2 separate regions of the Mus musculus genome follow, and region 2 is linked to region 1. The links are chromatin contacts, found by Hi-C or POLR2A ChIA-PET in ENCODE. All regions are on one chromosome and are shown on one strand. The core of a region is the stretch at or near the end of the contact, and the rest is flanking DNA. Distances in the headings are between cores, read along the strand shown. Region 1 overlaps Ly6e (lymphocyte antigen 6 complex, locus E). Region 2 holds the start of Ly6a (lymphocyte antigen 6 complex, locus A).

Region 1 (2,752 bases), core at 125-2,624:
TCCTCCTGATCTCTCATTCTTTCTCCTGAGTAGATGCCCAGGGCTCCTCCTGAGCCAGCCCTCCTAGGAACGTCTGGCCTTCCCACCTCCTACTCTCTAGCCAACTGACCTAGTTCCCCTGATGCTGTGCTGGCCCAGCTACACCTTTGTCACCTCGTGTTGACTTTAGCCACTCCAGTACCAAAGTCTGAAGTCAGTTGTCATTGGCTGGCTTTTTTCCCTGACCCAGGGCTGAGCATGCTGTTGCTTCTTGTCAGTGGGTTGGGGATCAAGGGCCCCACTGGAAAGTCACCTTACCCTGGAAGGCTTCCCCAGGCAATAGGCAGGTGTCACCTACAGCATTGTCCCTTTTGCAGTTCATTCCCTGATGTGCTTCTCATGTACCGATCAGAAGAACAATATAAACTGCCTGTGGCCAGTTTCATGCCAGGAGAAAGACCATTACTGTATCACGTTATCTGCCGCTGCGGGCTTTGGTGAGTAGCTGCCTGTTTCCCTAGCCAGGGCCAGGGACCTGCGGGGCTTTCCCCATTTCCTGCTACCCTGTCTGTCTGTCCCCTCATCCTCACTTTCCATGCAGGGAATGTCAACCTTGGCTACACCCTGAACAAGGGCTGCTCCCCGATCTGCCCCAGTGAAAATGTCAATCTCAATCTCGGTGTGGCGTCCGTGAACAGCTACTGCTGCCAAAGCTCCTTCTGCAACTTCAGCGCAGCTGGCCTCGGACTTCGTGCCAGTATCCCACTACTGGGCCTTGGACTCCTGCTTAGCTTGTTGGCTCTGCTGCAGCTGAGCCCCTGACCATCCCCCATGTGTTCTCCATATCCCCCCAGCTCAGGAAAAGCCCAGCTCCTTTTAGGTCCCAGGGGACCCTAGGAACCTTCAGCTCCTCCTGGGTGTGTCTAGTTCCCCCTCCACACTCTCTCAACGTCAGGGCTAAGTACCAAACTCACCCATACCTGCTCTGTTGAAGTGGTACTGGCTACCCTTGCTTCCAGAGCCAATCCTATAACCTCCCTTGGGGAACCAGCGAAGGGGTGAAGATCTCCTTGGAGTCTCAAGAGTACCAGAGTCAGCGCCGAATCTTGTGGACACACTGACAAGGATGTCTAATCCAAATAGATGTATATCTGTGTGCTCAGTGTATCCCTGTGTGAATGAAGCCACTTGGATTCTGGGGTGGGCAAAGAAGACCTGAAAAGATTCTACAGCAGAAGGCCTGTGTCGCCACCAAAACCCCTCCCCCTGGTATCATTGTACCCACCTTGTACTCTGTTCAGGAGGCTGCCCATGGAGGACTGCCACCCCTCCAGATGAAGGCTCCCACTACCCGATGCAGTTGAGTCCCATCCTGCCCTCTCTGCCCACACTGGCTTCCTGCTGCTATTCTAGTGCCTCAAATAAACCGTTCACACCCTTTCCTGCTATGTCCTGGTTGTCCTTAACCCGTCTTCCCCCTCCGGTCCAAAGGGACCTGGGGATCCTGCAGGCCCACAGCCCTGCTTAAGCGATTCTGAAAGACCAACCCCGATACAGTGATACATTCCTATGATGCCATCATAGCAGAAGCAGAGGTCTCTGGGAGGCCAGCCTGGTGCATAGCAAATCCCAGGAATCTAGGCCCATTTAGTGAGACAGGCCTGAGAGAAAAGAGAGAGAGCAAAGGCAGAGAGAACTTGAAAGTGTGCTGTCTCAGGCTGAAAGCTGAGAAGTACAGCTACCCATAAAGGCAGGCCCATCAGGCTGGTCACACATTCCCAAGCTTTGTCTGCCCCAGAGACTTCAGAGGCCTGCTGTTGCCACTTGTCCTTCATAAACTACCCTGTAGTCTAAGCCATGGGAGTCTGGCCCAGGCAAGTGATACTTGTCCACCCTATAACTGGCTTTGCTTTGCTTTCTGGTATTTTAAGACGGTCTCGCTATGTTAAGACTAGCTGCCCCAAACCCAGAGCAATCCTCTTTGAGTGCTGGAATTAAAGGCATGCACCACCACACCTGGCCCTTAGACTTTTTTGTTTCTGAGGCAGGATCTCACTTGAACGTTAGGTACTGGCATTACAGGCAGATGCTACTACACCTGGCTTCCTGGGGTTCAGTGCTGTGAGTATTATGGACACTGATGGAGAAGCTCCTGAGTCTGGGTGCCTAAGGAAGCTATTTCTCAGCTGTTCCTAAGCTTCTGGGCTGTTGGGTGATACCATAATGGGATAAGATCCACACAGATCCTGGCTGTGGTGATATCCGTGTCTGAGGAATACTGCCCAGTGGGGGTCAGACACAGGGACAACACAGGGGCTCAGGGTGAATTTCTAAAATCTATGTAGGCATTGGCTTTGTGCCATGATTCTCAAGACCAGGGTTCCCATGACGTATAGCCTGAGGGTACAAGAAGGAATTAGCCTCATACCAGGTAGCTCAGCTACCTGAAAAGGACAAACTTTGGGGAAATGTCACCGGGACAGCACCTGAGACTCAGAAAGTATGCTTTGTTCCTAGAATATTGAAAGGCCAAATGGAGAAAGGTGGGAGCCAAATCTTCTGCAAGGAGCTTGGGCTGCCTCAGTGTAGACAGTATCCACTGTGGTGTTCAGGACAGATCTGAGTAAGGTTTCTAGAGACTGGCTTGTCTGTGGTCCCAGCAGATCTAACCACCAAAAGCAGTATGAGGGAAGACACCTGGGTTAGACTCCCGGGACATGGGAACCAGAAGGGCACCAGGCAGTGACAGGGACACGTAACAAGCTCTGGTTTT
Region 2 (2,752 bases), core at 159-2,658, 39 kb after region 1:
CCTCCTCTCCAATGTCTTTACTTGCACACAGCTGCTGGCTGCTAGGTCAGAGCAAGGACATTACTGTTCAGTCAAGAGTGAACCAAGAACCACTGTTGTTTAAAGATGCCTGGTACTGCTGTCTCAGCTACACAGCCCCACAGGAGACATGTGCACCCCAAGAGATATTAAAGAGACAGCCACCATATTGGGAAGATATAGATACCAAATGTCCGCTGAAGCAGTGAGTGGGTGTGTAAGTAGATGCTGGGGCCACCAAATAGAGAGGGCTCTTCTGACCTGTCCTACCCTACACCTGCAGAGCTGGCCCCTGGGTATTGGAGCATGACAAAGCACAGAACTTCCCAGAGTCAGCTTAAAGCTGAGGCTCACCATGAGGCTTCCTGCAATACACATGTAACTACAAGTATAGGCGTATCTTAGAGCTCAGAATTTCTTAGAGTACAGAAGGCATAGCATTTGGGTCTCATGTGGCATGGGCTGGGACATAAGGAAAAGTCAAAGTCCAGGCAATAAGGATTCCAAATCCATTGACTTGGCATCTGGGGAGAAAAAGAAGGCTCTTCCAGTTTGTGTGCACACAGGCCAGTGTCCTGATTGGGAGGCCAGTGCAGAAGGGTAGAGTCTAAGGACAGGCTGCTCTGGTGGCCAGGTTCTGTGGCAGAGATACTGAGCTCCACGTGTCCTTTTGGTATGTGGTGATGGTTGCAAGGCAGGTTCTGACAGGTTTACAGACCCAGTAAAGCACCCCACCACAGAAGGCTTCACCCACCACAAGCCCATTCCCAATCCCATGACCCCAGCACATCTCGGGTACTGGGCACACAATGGAAGTGTAGGTGTACCCACAACCCTGAGGCCCTTTTCCATCTCCATTGTATCCTTCTGCCCCTCTCTCATTTTCTACCTCACCTCTTTCTGCACACAGTAGGGCCACAAGAAGAATCAGCAAACAGGACTTTGTAGTGTGAGAAGTGTCCATCCTCAGAGAAGGGCTGCACAGATAAAACCTTGGAAGTTGGAGCCAATTAATAGACCCCCAATCACATCCCTGGGCTCTCACAGAGCTCAGGCATCCGATCTTCCCTCCCTCCAACCCTCCACACAGCTTTCCCTGAGGAATACATGTCTGCCTACTTCTCTCACCCACCACCCACCCAGCTCTTCCTTCCTAATCCCACACTCCCAACCCCAGCCCTATCCTGAGGGCTCTTCCCTTTGTCACCTAGCAGCTCCCTCCTCACACCAGTCCTTACTTCCTCTCAGACAAGGTTGCAGGCACAGTGGCAAGTTCTGTCAGATGTGGACTGAAGTACTTTAATTTCCTTCAGCTCCTCCCAGCTGGCATCCTGAAGAGGGAGGGGTTTCAGTACTTAACCTTTTCCAGGCCATCATGTTTATTGGTTAAGAGGTAGCAAGATTTGTTTGTGACCTGATCAAGCCAGATTTATAGCAGTTGGGGAGGAACCATGGTGCAGGAGAACTGAGAGGGCCGAGGGCCAGAGGCCACAGTTGACTTGTGCTTGCCAATTAGAAAGCAAGGGAAGAAGTCAAGTTGCTCAGCCCTTTACTAGTTTTTGTTTTGTTTAGCTTCGTGTTTTTTGTTTGTTTATTTTGGGTTTTTTTTTGACTTTTTTTTTTTTTTTTGAGACAAAGTTTCTCTGTGTAGCTTTGGCTGTCCTAGGACTTGCTCAGTAGAACAGGCTGGCTCCAACACACAGCTATCAAAGGGGTGCACAACAGCCGCTGATACTTCTGCCTCCACTACCTGGCTTTTTTCTGTGTCTAAATAGAAGGTATGGTTTGCAGTGGCTCAGAGCCAATGGCCCTCCTTCCTATAAGCAGGAAAACAATTTACAAATACTTAAAGACTGGCTCTGGTGAGCAAGCCCCCAGTAGGCTCTTGCATCCACAAAGTGAGAGTCCTGAGGCAAGAACTAACTGGCAACTGGGATGGAAGTTACCAAGCAGTGTCTGATGTGTTTGGGGATGTATGGGGCTGTGTGTGCTGGACAGAGGTAGAGACCTGAGCTGGAAATCATCCTGAGATGATACCACAGCAAATGAACAGCTGTGCTCACAGGACAACTGAGTCCCAAAATGGACCACAGCATCAGTGAAGCTGAGCGCACCCCACTTAAGCAGGGAAGGCTGCTTACACTCCATGGCCTCTGCCCGAGCACCACTAAAAACCCCTTCCTTCTTACCCTATAATATATCATATAAGCAAACAGTTTGCCTCCAACACCGCATAACCCAGCACAGTGGTAAGAGGAAGAGAGCAAGCAAGAAATGTTGTCTCTCTAATTCTGTCACATGCTGTGCTCGGTATTGGCTCATGCATGAAGAAGTGTATGTGAAAGAAAGAGCAGGAGACAGCAAGCCTCTGCAAACAAAGAAAAAGCGGCAAGGAAAGATCCAAGTGATAAACCCTGCCAATGTCACCACCCAATGAGGTTATGAGGCTTTTTTTCCCCCAGAGGATGGGTGAGGTCACTTACAGGAATATGCATAAATTCTGAGCAGCTTAGTCACCACCAAATCTCACCCCATCATAAAAGCAGTACACGGAGTCCCTCTTTCAGTAAATCCTCTGTATCCTCTATATTCTAGTATCTTCTGAGACCACTTGTGCTTGGCGGAGAACAGGAGGGAGTCATGGCTGGAACCCCAGGTGACAGTCCTCCCTTCTGAGTATAGAGAGTTCTGCCCATTATCACAGACCTATTGCTGTTTTGCTCTTCTGACTCTA

What was found. A loop is a pair of places that touch in the nucleus more often than their neighbours do. ChIA-PET counts read pairs that join two places held with the same protein, here RNA polymerase II (POLR2A).
Region 2: a loop to region 1 is called in a map of T-helper 17 cell, with 2.2 times the contacts of the local background. The contact joins the promoter of Ly6a here to the enhancer-like site in region 1. A Hi-C loop is called at or near these places in 3 of 37 maps with a recorded cell type or tissue (T-helper 17 cell and heart). POLR2A ChIA-PET finds 5 or more read pairs at or near these places in 1 of 5 experiments (embryonic stem cell).

Annotation. Positions count from the first base shown.
Region 1 is chr15:74,957,913-74,960,664 of GRCm38, forward strand. Ly6e (lymphocyte antigen 6 complex, locus E) reads left to right here. Exons shown (of 4, transcript NM_001164036.2): 3 at 357-476; 4 at 581-1,992. The coding sequence ends at 801. Among named protein-coding and RNA genes, the nearest start is that of Ly6e, 4.3 kb to the left of the region's middle. Within about 2 kb of position 1,375, at least 1 of the 3 ENCODE cell types and tissues checked has a DNase peak (open chromatin) inside an H3K27ac peak, as active enhancers do.
Region 2 is chr15:74,996,623-74,999,374 of GRCm38, forward strand. It overlaps Ly6a (lymphocyte antigen 6 complex, locus A), which reads right to left and starts at 1,409. Exons shown (of 4, transcript NM_001271419.1): 1 at 1,257-1,409; 2 at 913-995. The coding sequence starts at 982. The region is part of intron 1 of Gm28068 (a long non-coding RNA gene); the gene reads left to right.